2 separate regions of the Homo sapiens genome follow, and region 1 is linked to region 2. Evidence: chromatin contacts called from ENCODE Hi-C data. All regions are on one chromosome and are shown on one strand. Each heading gives the region's core, a stretch centred on a gene start or an enhancer-like site at or near the end of the contact. The rest is flanking DNA. Distances are from core to core; before and after follow the strand shown.

The links. A loop is a pair of places that touch in the nucleus more often than their neighbours do. Pooled maps may share reads with other maps.
Region 1: a loop to region 2 is called in a pooled map, with 2.8 times the contacts of the local background. The contact joins two enhancer-like sites. A Hi-C loop is called at or near these places in 2 of 168 maps with a recorded cell type or tissue (B cell and naive thymus-derived CD4-positive, alpha-beta T cell) and 11 of 50 pooled maps.

Annotation. Positions count from the first base shown.
Region 1 is chr10:128,207,772-128,213,178 of GRCh38, forward strand. No RefSeq gene overlaps it. Among named protein-coding and RNA genes, the nearest start is that of LINC01163, 75 kb to the right of the region's middle. RefSeq lists an enhancer at 1,717-2,278 and silencers at 2,478-2,667, 2,758-2,917, 4,247-4,396. Within about 2 kb of position 3,005, at least 16 of the 41 ENCODE cell types and tissues checked have a DNase peak (open chromatin) inside an H3K27ac peak, as active enhancers do.
Region 2 is chr10:128,034,400-128,039,492 of GRCh38, forward strand. The region is part of intron 2 of PTPRE (protein tyrosine phosphatase receptor type E); the gene reads left to right. Among named protein-coding and RNA genes, the nearest start is that of AS-PTPRE, 25 kb to the right of the region's middle. Within about 2 kb of position 2,942, at least 2 of the 41 ENCODE cell types and tissues checked have a DNase peak (open chromatin) inside an H3K27ac peak, as active enhancers do.

The sequences.
Region 1 (5,407 bases), core at 1,755-4,254, 170 kb after region 2:
CCACAGCTCCCTGCCCCCTCCCGTGGGTCTGCCTGGCATCTCAGAAGGGACCCGTGGAACCTTCTGGCTAGAAAGCAAACCAGCTCCTTTCTTCTAGCTTCCAAACATTCGTTTAAAGAAGTTGGACATACTCATGAATTTATTTCAGAAAATTTAGATAAGCACAAAAAGGAATACATAGAACTTACCTATAATACCACCACTCAGAGGTAAGGATAGTGCATATCACGGCAACTATACCAGTTACTTCCACATACTATACAATACTAGAAATAAAAATTACCTCCTGGAATGCACACACACACACACACACACACACACACACACTCATTTATATGACAAAGTTGGGATCATACAATTCATGTTATTGTTTAGCTTGCTTCTTTCATGTAACAGTCCAGCGGAGGATAATTTACATCCATGGTCCTCTGTGGCATTTCTAATGCCGCTTTATTGTGCCCCTGAACACCTTGGGTATCCATCAAAGCCCTTCTCACAGTGCAGCAGAGTTTTTCACAAGTGCATATTTGCCCCCAGGCTGTGAGTACAGTGAGGACTGATTCCACATGCTAGTTACATCCCCTGCCCTTAGTACAATGTCTACTATGTACTAATAATATTGATAACCAACAATTATTGAGCAGTTAGTGTGTGCTAGATTTTTAAAAGTCCCTCTTGAAGCAATGACCCCCAATTGCAACAAGTATGCTCTGTGTCCAGAGCTTGGTTTATAATACCGTTTTCCAATAAAGGGAAACAGAGTTGCTTACAGCAATGGGCAATTCTGGGACTGGGGCAGGAAATATACAAGACGAGCCTGGAGGATCTGGTAGTGCCAGGAAGGAAGTCAGTGCTCAAAAAGCAGAATGCTAAGGCTATGTTAAAGGAACACAGGAAGGAACTGAAAGACCTCCCAATGGCCAAAGCTAAGAACAAGTCAATAAAAAAAAGCACCGAATTAAGACTTAAAGTGTAAAACAAATACCCATGAGTCCATGCTGATATAGATGGCTGATTAAATAAATGGAGGAGGAAAGGCACATCTTGCCTGCAGAAGAATTCTAAATAATCTACGTAGACACTCCACCCTCCAGGAGGTGCCGCCTAACTCCCAGCTGAGTAAGTGTGGGCTGTGCAGAATGACTTCCTTCCAGAGAGGACAGCCTGGAAAGAGGGAAAAAGAGTCACTTTACATCGGAGAAACCTGACAAACACTATCTCAACCAGGCGATCAGGGTCAACAATGATCTATGCTGTGGACATGCTGAGAGTATGCACTGTTGATATGATATCGTGTGAACGGAACCCCAAGCCCCTTAACCCCAATCTAATCATCAGAAAAACGTCAGAAAAACCAACCCAAGTTGACAGACATTCTACAAAACAGCTGACTAGTACTCCTCAAAACTGCCAAGGTCACTAAAAACAAGGGAAGTCAGAGAAGACATCACCAAGAAGAGCCTAGGGAAACAGGAGGACCAGATGTGATCTGGGATCCTGGAGCAGGAAAAGGACGTTAGTTAAAAATGAAAAAAAAAAAATGGGAATAAACGAAGGGCTTCAGCTGATAATAGTGTATCAATATTGGCTCACTGGTGGTGCGGGGTGTGCCACACTCATGTAAGATGTCGGCAACGGGAAGGATAACCTCTGTACTACCTGCAACTTTTCTATAAAACCATTCTAAGTAAAAACTTTAAATTTATTTATTTTGAGACAGAGTCTCGCTCTGTCGCTGGAATGCAGTGGCGCGATCTCGGCTCACTGTAAGCTCCGCCTCCTGGGTTCACGCCATTCTCCTGCCTCAGCCTCCCGAGTAGCTGGGACTACAGGCGCCCGCCACCACGCCCGGCTAATTTTTTGTATTTTTAGTAGAGACGGGGTTTTACGGTGTTAGCCAGGATGGTCTTGATCTCCTGACCTCTTGATCTGCCCGCCTCGGCCTCCCAAAGTGCTGGGATTACAAGTGTGAGCCACCGCGCCTGGCCTTAAGTTTATTTTTAAAGAGTGCCTTTCATGGATTCTCCCATTTAATTCTCACATAGTCCCGTGGGGCTCTATGTCCTTCTGCATTGAGGAAATAGGGCACAGGGCTGAAGGGCTTTGCGCAAGCTCCTGGGGGAGCAGACTGCTGCGCTGGGCCTGAAACTGCAGCCCGGCCCCAGGACCTTCCCTCAAAGGGAAGTGCCCACGAATATTGAGGAGGTGGGCTCTTTGCTTGCAGACCAGTTCATCATACCACAGGCTGCCTGAGAGTCTGCGGCCCTGTCCCGTGCTGCCTGCGGAAGCCCGCAGGGCCCGCGTGGGAGGAGAGCCTGGGCTTGGAAGCCCCGCCAGCGAGGGCATGCCCTGCACAGAGGAGGGAGTGTGGAAAAGCGAGAATGAAGCTGTTTTCCTTCCCAAATTAATATGGAACAAGGAGCAGCTTAATCACACTTTGGGTTCAGTGATGTCTCCAGTTGCCACAGTAATCAGAGGCGGCCTTTACAAATAGATTGCATTTGACCTTGTTGGTTTGATGGACGGGAGTGGAGTCCGGCCGCGGACGGCGTCCCTTCCAGGGCCGGCCGCCAGAGGGCGAGCGCGCCTTCCCGGGCGGGGCGGGGACGGGACGGGGACGGGGAGGGGACGGGACGGGGACGGGGAGGGGACGGGGACACGGACACGGGAGGCTTCCGCTCGCCCGCGGGTGGCGTCTCTGCTCCCACTAGAGCGGGCCAGGCCTCTGGGTTCCGTTTCTCAAGCACACAGGGAGGGTGGCCGCGGGCCAGGGGCGGCCGCGAGACTCCACGTCCACGTCCCGGGCAGTCCCTCCGGAGGTTGGGCCGCGCGGCCCGGGGAGCGGAGCGCTGCGCTTCTCTGCGAGCACCCCGGGGCCTTTAGGCGCCCCCGTTTCCTCGTCAGTGGGGGGCGCGGTGCCGCTTCTCCGCGGGCTAAACTGCTGAGGAAGGGGCGAGTTCCTGCGGCCCCTGCCTGTCCCGGCCACGCCCCACCTCCGCCCCGCCGCGTTGCGCGTTCCCGCGGGGCCCCGGGCACCCCTGGGGCCCCGGGGATCTCTGACGCCCCCTTCCCTCCAACCCCCGCTGCGATCCCACAGGTGGGGTGAACAGCGCCCCTGCTGTCCCACGGGGCGTCTTCGCGGGTGATGCCCACACTCTCAGCCTGAAGAGCAGGACCTGTCCGCGGGTGGGGCCCACCCCCAGGCTTCCGGTGCCCGCGCGGCCTCCAGGGCGCCTCCCCCGGGCGCATCCTCCGGGCCTGGCAGGGAGCGCAGCCTGGGAGTCAGGGGCGACTGGAGCCCACCTGCTCAGCGCCCACCGCGGCGGCCCTGCCCTTTCCCCCGGGAGCAGCAGGGACAGCCTTGGAGCAGCAGCTCCCGCAGGGGGAGGAATGGCGCAGTGGCCCGAGGCTCTGGAGCTGGCCCCCTGCTCGCCCGGGGCTACCTCGGGGAAGCGCAGAATTCGCACCTTTCTTCTCCAGCTCCACGCACCCCTCATGGAACCTTAGCGAGGCCCAGGGCAGGGGATGCTGCCAGGCCGCTGCCAGGCTCTGACGCGGTTGCGGATGCCTCGCCCGGTCTCTCCGGAGGTGGAGGAGTGGCACCCCTGGCTGTGCACTGCGGTGCACCGGTGTCTGCTCAGGGCATTCTCCACCTTGCCCTCCATCCCCTCAGGGTCAAGTGAGGAGGGAGACAAATATCCCACCTTCAGAAACAGCCCTGAGAAACGTTTATTTCCAGGGGACAGTGCGATTAGACCTCTCCCGGCGCGGTGTATTTCTGTGCTTAATATTATTATTTATACATCAATATTGACATCCAGCGTCCATTGATACGTGGCATGCGTAGGTGCTAAGAAGCGCCAGCTACATAGCATGCTTTATTTATGTGCGGTAAATATTTAAAGACTCCCATGTGTTTCGATTGGAAAGTGCGTATTACTGGACAATTTCGTTTCAAAGCTTTCTCTCTGATGTAAGGTTTATTAAGATGTATGAGGTGGCTGCGGTGGCCTGATTGAGAGCCCATGAAAGTCCTGAGAAATAAAATTCTGCTGCTGCGGCCCAGGGAGTCGGCCTTCCACAGTCCCGTTTAGGAGCCGGGGCTCTTCTCCGTTATTAAGACGTGGTAGTTTGCTCTGCATGAATTACCAGCTGTTTGGTATTGCCTGAGAGGGACGGGGTGGCTAGTTTGAAAAGTCAGTTTGCAGGTTTTCCACGATGGCAGAGGTGCCACCTGTGTCACCAGCCGGCGGGGCTGGGAGTTCATCTAGCCCGGGCTATGGACAAGGCCGTGTGCGTCCAGACGGGGCCGCCAGAGGGCGCGCGTCTGCGGCCGCGGGAGGCCCAGCGGGGCCTGAGAAGTGGGCGGAGCCAGCCCCGGCCGGAGGAGCTTCTTGCTTGCAGGTGTCAGCGGCAGCAATTTCAGGCAGGGTGGCCAGGCTGCTCCCCGAGGACAGCATCTTGGAGGAATTGCTTTCATTTCCTCCCAGCTAGTCCCTCTGCCCAGCACTTGCCGGCAGCTTCTTCCATGAGGGCGGAGTTCTGTCTGCAGCCCCAAGGGGCGTTCTTTGAGGCTGTAACTAGCATCCAGGGAGAGATGGCTCACATCAGTGGAGGGTGCGAGGTGGAATCAGGTCGCTCATGACAGAGGCTGCATTCAAGCCAGAGCCCCACTGCTTTGCTGTGGGTTGAATTGCATCTCCCCTCCCACCCCTCTAAAGATATGTCCGAGTCCTAAGCCAGCACCTCAGAACGGGACCTTGTTTTGAGCAGGTTGTTTGCAAATTTAATTAGTTACGATGAGGTCATACGGGAGTAGAGTGGGTCCCTGGGTCCTTAACCCAATGGCTGGTGCCCTGATAAAAAGACAGCCCTGCAAAGACACAGAGACACACAGGGAGAACGCTGTGTGACGGTGGAGGAAGAGACTGGAGTCGTGTGGCCACAAGACAGGGAGCTCCTGGTGCCACCAGGAGCTGGAAGAGGCAGGAAGCGTCCTCTCCTAGAGGCCTCAGAGGAAGCAAGGCCCTGCTGACGCCTTGGTTTTGGACTTCTATCTCCTAAGCTGTGAGACAATGAATTTCTGTTTTAAGCCACCCAGTTTGTGGGACTTAGTTATGGTGCCCCAGGAGACAGGCACAACAAACGGGGAAAGAAAACGCAGCCACTGCCTGAGAAGGAGGCTGTGTGTCGGCTGTGGAGACACCAGCGCAGCTTCCCAGGAATTGGTTAGATCTTGGCCTCCTTTCCGTGCAGTGGTGGAAATAAGAGGAATGGAAGGCTGCTGCCTTGGGAGTGACGGCTCTGGGATTGGCCCCACCGGGCGGTGGGTGGATGGGGCAGACTAGGAGCCCTTCCTGGGAGGGTCACAGAATGAGCTAGCCAGAGTGACCCTTCTCTCTATTCA
Region 2 (5,093 bases), core at 1,692-4,191:
GTTATGGCTGGGCATGGTGGTGGCTCACACCTGTAATCCCAGCACTTTGGGAGGTCAGGGCGGGAGGATTGCTTGAGTCTAGGAGTTTGAGACTAGCCTGGGCAACATAGTGAGACCCCCCCCATCTTTACGAAAAAAAGTCTTAAATTTTGCCAGTCATGGTGGTGCATCCCTGTAGTCCCAGCTACTTGGGAGGCTGAGATGGGAGGATCCCTTGAGCCCAGGAGGTTGAAACTGCAGTGAGCCAGTCTGGCAACAGAGTGAGACTCTGCCTCAAACAAACAAATGAGGTTATGAACAGGAAGACACTAAAACTTATTTCTACAAAAACAAGGAAGCAATAAAGTGAATTAAATGATGAGAGCTCACAAAATGCTAATCTAAAAAAATGCAGGCAATTTTATTTTAAAAATTAAAACATGAATAAGAACATTGAAAAATATATTGAATGAAACATATTAGGAACAGATAAGGCTAAGAAATTGATCAGAGCCTGTGAATGTGTGCTGAGAATAAGTATTATTTTACGTTCTCATTTTATTTTCAGATAATCAATACAAAAAGGTTTTTTTCTTTTATTTTTATTTGTTGTTGTTGTTGTTGACACAAGGTCTGGCTCTGTTGTCCAGGCTGGAGTGCAGTGGCATGATCTCGGCTATTGCAACCTCCGCTTCCCAAGCTCAAGTGATCCTCCCACCTCAGTCCAGCAAGTAGCTGGGACCACAGGCACCCATCACCGCGCCCAGCTAATTTTTTGTATTTTTTGTAGAGACAGGGTTTTGCCATATTGCCCAGGCTGGTCTCAAACTCCTGAGCTCAAAGCGATCTGTCGGCCTGGGCATCCAAAAAAAGTTTTCTTAAAAACATATATATGTATATATATACACACACACACACACAAAATATGTTATTTTGTTTTCAGAAAGATTGTTTAATTTTTAAAAATATTTTGTGAATAGAACTACTTAATAGCCTCCCAGCTTAATAAAATCAAATCATTGGTCAATAAATGTTTTAGAGAAGCATATATTTTGAATCATTTTAGCCCCCTCCTTTGCTCTCCAAGAAGTCCTGGTTTGGATGAGAAATTACATGGGACCCATTCCAGGGGCTCTCTTTAAGTGCGGTGGCTTTGAAACCTGAGTATGGCTCCCAAATCATTGTCTCCTGCTTCCTTGAGAAGAACCCTCATCTGTTTCTTAGTTGAAAGCCAAACAGCTGCAGGTTTTGACCAGGTAGGTGATGGGTTCGGGCTGCAGAGAGAAAACACTACCCTCTTGGAGCTGCAGGGGGCAGTGTGGGTCAGTCCACTGCTGGACATCCTGGGCCAGCTGGAAAGGGCACTTTCGGGTTTGGTAGGGCCAGAGGGGTCAGCTGGGCAACTCCTGCTCAGAGGCACTGGCCCAGGGATGGCCCCTTGCCCTCAAATGCCCTGAAAGCTCCAATTATTGAGGTGCCGGAGAGAAAGTCAGGGACTGGGAAACGGGGACACAAGACAGCCCCTACACTCTGGGGTCTCCTGGGCTGGTTGAGACGTCCAAAACCCAAATCACCTTACACAGGGCCAGACAGTGTGATGCCAGGAAGGACTCCATCTCAGGTCGCTCAACCTCAAAATCTGGTGGGGTCAAGTAAAGGGTGAGGAGAGAGAGGGGACCACTCCAAAAGAGGAGGCAGGGATGTTGGGAAGTGGACGGGGATCAGGAAAATCCCTTTCCTACCCTGGGTGTGTACCTCGACCTGCCTTCTGCCCTCCCCCGAGCCCAGCCACCTTTTCCCAGTCTCCTGCCGAGCTCCCTTCCTCGGGCCCTAGTGCAGTGACTTCCTGCAGCTCGCCACCTTGACCCTGGCCTTCCTCCCCAATAACCCCCACAAGGAGTGCCTCCCCCACACGCTGCACTTGCAGCCCACCTCCCCTTCTGACAAGGCCCCAGACCCCAGATGCAACTCCTACAGACAGTCTCCCCAGGAATGTTCCACTGTCCTCTCTAATGCAACCTTTCATCTTCAGTAACAACAGGACATTGCTCATAGGATTTCGGTGAGGGTTGATGAGGTCATTTATCTCAGAACCTCAGGTAGCTTATCCCGCTTCATAGGAGCCCAGTAACTGGGAGCTTATATTATTGCCTTATGCCTCCAGCTAAAAATCATCCTTATCCCCACCCTAGAGCCCCCATTGTCCTTGTCTCAGCTAATGAATGATGCTCCCTCCCACCCCAGCTCCCAAGATGGAAACCCCGATACCTTTGTTGCCCCACTTATCACCCACATCCCACTGACCACCACTGCCAGGGACCCTACCTTTGAAATCCTTCTAAACTCCCTCCCTCCTTTCCATTCCCATTGCCTCCGGCTTGGTCTTTCTTAATCCATTGCTTAGACCAATACGTCTCAAATATTAATGAGCAGAGGAACCACCGAGGAATCTTCATAAAAGGTGGGAGGTCTGGGATGGTCCTGAGACTCTGCATTCCTCACATGCTCCCAGGTGATGCTCGGGCTCCTGGACCACTCTCCGGCCGCAAAGGCTATCCTGTGTCAGGAGCTGACGCGCAGCATCCAGGGCTCCCTTTGGAAACTTTCCTGGCGGCTCATGACTCGTAGCCAAGATTTTCAAACTTCAGTCTATATAAAGCCATTATTCCCCAGATACTCGGATTTCTTCCATCTGGAGTTGGGCACAGGAGTGGGCATCATTCCTTAGTGCCCCCAGGAGACTCTAATAATGTAGATTGTTAATGGAAAATGAGCCCTTAGGGCCAAGCCAAATCTAGCATAGCATTGAGGACCTACCCAATTCCTCTTCAGACTTTTCCTCCTCACTCATCTTCTCTCACATGCCAGAGAACTGTGAACTGCCTGGACAGTGGGTTCTGTCTGGGCTCCCTTCACTCCTCTGTCCCCTGGCCTGCGTCTCCCTCGCCTTCCGTCCTGAATGACTCACTCACTGCACTGCATTTCTGGGGAAGGTTTCATTAACTGCCAAGAGGAATCATTGCTCCCTCACCTTTGCTCCTTGGCACATGGCCTTGTCTCCAGAGCATGGGAGTGGGGTATCAGGGTGGCTGTTCTTCTGCCTGCCCTTCCTCCTCAATGAGCTACTTTAGGGCTGAAACAAGACTATATTCTTTGCATCTCTGGGGCTTACCTGGCTGCCTGACCTAAGAACTTGCCCAGTGAAGAATATTAAAAAGACATCAGATGGAATAAAAAGACAGATTTATAATGAAGTAGATAGCAGGTTGACTGTTGAGGGGAGTAAATATACAACCTGCTTTATCATAAATAAACTCCTTTTCTCATCTCAGTTCTAGAAATCACATGCAATTTGTGCTCTACATACTCAGCATTTGGTAGGCTCACAACAGAAACTGATGAAATACAAATCCTTAAAATTCTGCATTTTTTTATATGAGTCTCGCTCTATTGCCCAGGCTGGAGTGCAGTGGTGCGATCTCGGCTCACTACAAGCTCCGCCTCCTGGGTTCAAGCAATTCTCTGCCTCAGCCTCCTGAGTGGCTGGGATTACAGGTGCCTGCCACCATGTCCGGCTAATTTTTTTTTTTTTTTTTTTTTTTGTATTTTTAGTAGAGACAGGGTTTCCTGGGCAGGCTAGTCTTGAACTCCTGAACTTATGATCCACCCGCCTCGGCCTCTCAAAATACTGGGATTACAGGCATGAGCCACCGCGTCTGGCCCAGCATGATTTTAATCACTGTTTCAAGCATCATTTGGACCAATTCATGTCTGTGCTCACCAGGTCACTTATGCAAGCCCACTGAGAGTGAATGGCCAGGGACTGGCAAGTTGTCATTGGCCTTAAAACTATTGTGGAAGTTAGTGTGGTGATTCCTTAAGGATCTAGAACTAGAAATACCATTTGACCCAGCCATCCCATTACTGGGTATATACCCAAAGGATTATAAATCATGCTGCTATCAAGACACATGCACACAGATGTTTATTGCGGCACTATTCACAATAGCAAAGACTTGGAACCAACCCAAATGTCCAACAATGAGAGATTGGATTAAGAAAATGTGGCACATATACACCATGGAATACTATGCAGCCATAAAAAGGGATGAGTTCATGTCCTTTGTAGGGACATGGATGAAGCTAGAAACCATCATTCTGAGCAAACTATCACAAGGACAGGAAACCAAACACCACAGGTTCTCACTCATAGGTGGGAATTGAACAATGAGAACACTTGGACACAGGAAGGGGAACATCACACACCGGGGCCTGTCGTGGGGTGGGGGGAGGGGGGAGGGATAGCAATAGGAGATATACCTAGTGTAAATGACGAGTTAGTGGGTGCAGCACACCAACATGGCACATGTATACATATGTAACAAAACTGCACGTTGTGCACATGTACCCTAGAACTTAAAGTATAAATATATATATACATATAAAAAATGGGGACAGACCCGGGCTCCAGCTGGTGGACAGGCTTTGAATTCTGCAGGTTGTCGCCCATTGCTGGTCATGTCAGGAAAATCACCTGTGGCTCTCCTGAGCACTTCCGGACCTCAGTGTCTAACAGATGAACAAAATGATCTTTGTCTTTCTCAAGGGTGTCGGCCTCCTCTTAGATCACTGAGCATTTGGAGAGGAGGGTTATTAAATTAATGCATGAGATAAGAAAATGTTTCAACTAGGAATTCTGCATCTCTGGAATTGTATTAAACCAATTAATACTCCCCAATCAATTACTCTGTAATTTACTCAAGTATATTAAAAGTATTGTGGCAGTGTGCAATACCAGATTTTTAAAAACAGTGTGTGCCTCTGTGGGCAGAGCTGCCTGTCGTAGAAGGGCCAGGGCAGCATGCAGCGGGGGTGAGGGCTTCTGTCTCCAGGGTTCCTGGGTTCAAATCACAGTTCCTCCATATCCTCCAGCCTGACTTTGGGCCAGTTCTCTATCCTTCGGGAACCTCTGTTTCTCAGCCCTGTGGGGTTATTGTGCGGATAATACAGATATAAAATACCCAGCATATAGTAGGTGCTCATGGAATTATTTGTGTATGTGGCTCATTTTACAAATCTAAAATGTGTGTTTTGGAAATAAAAAAAAGAGGGAA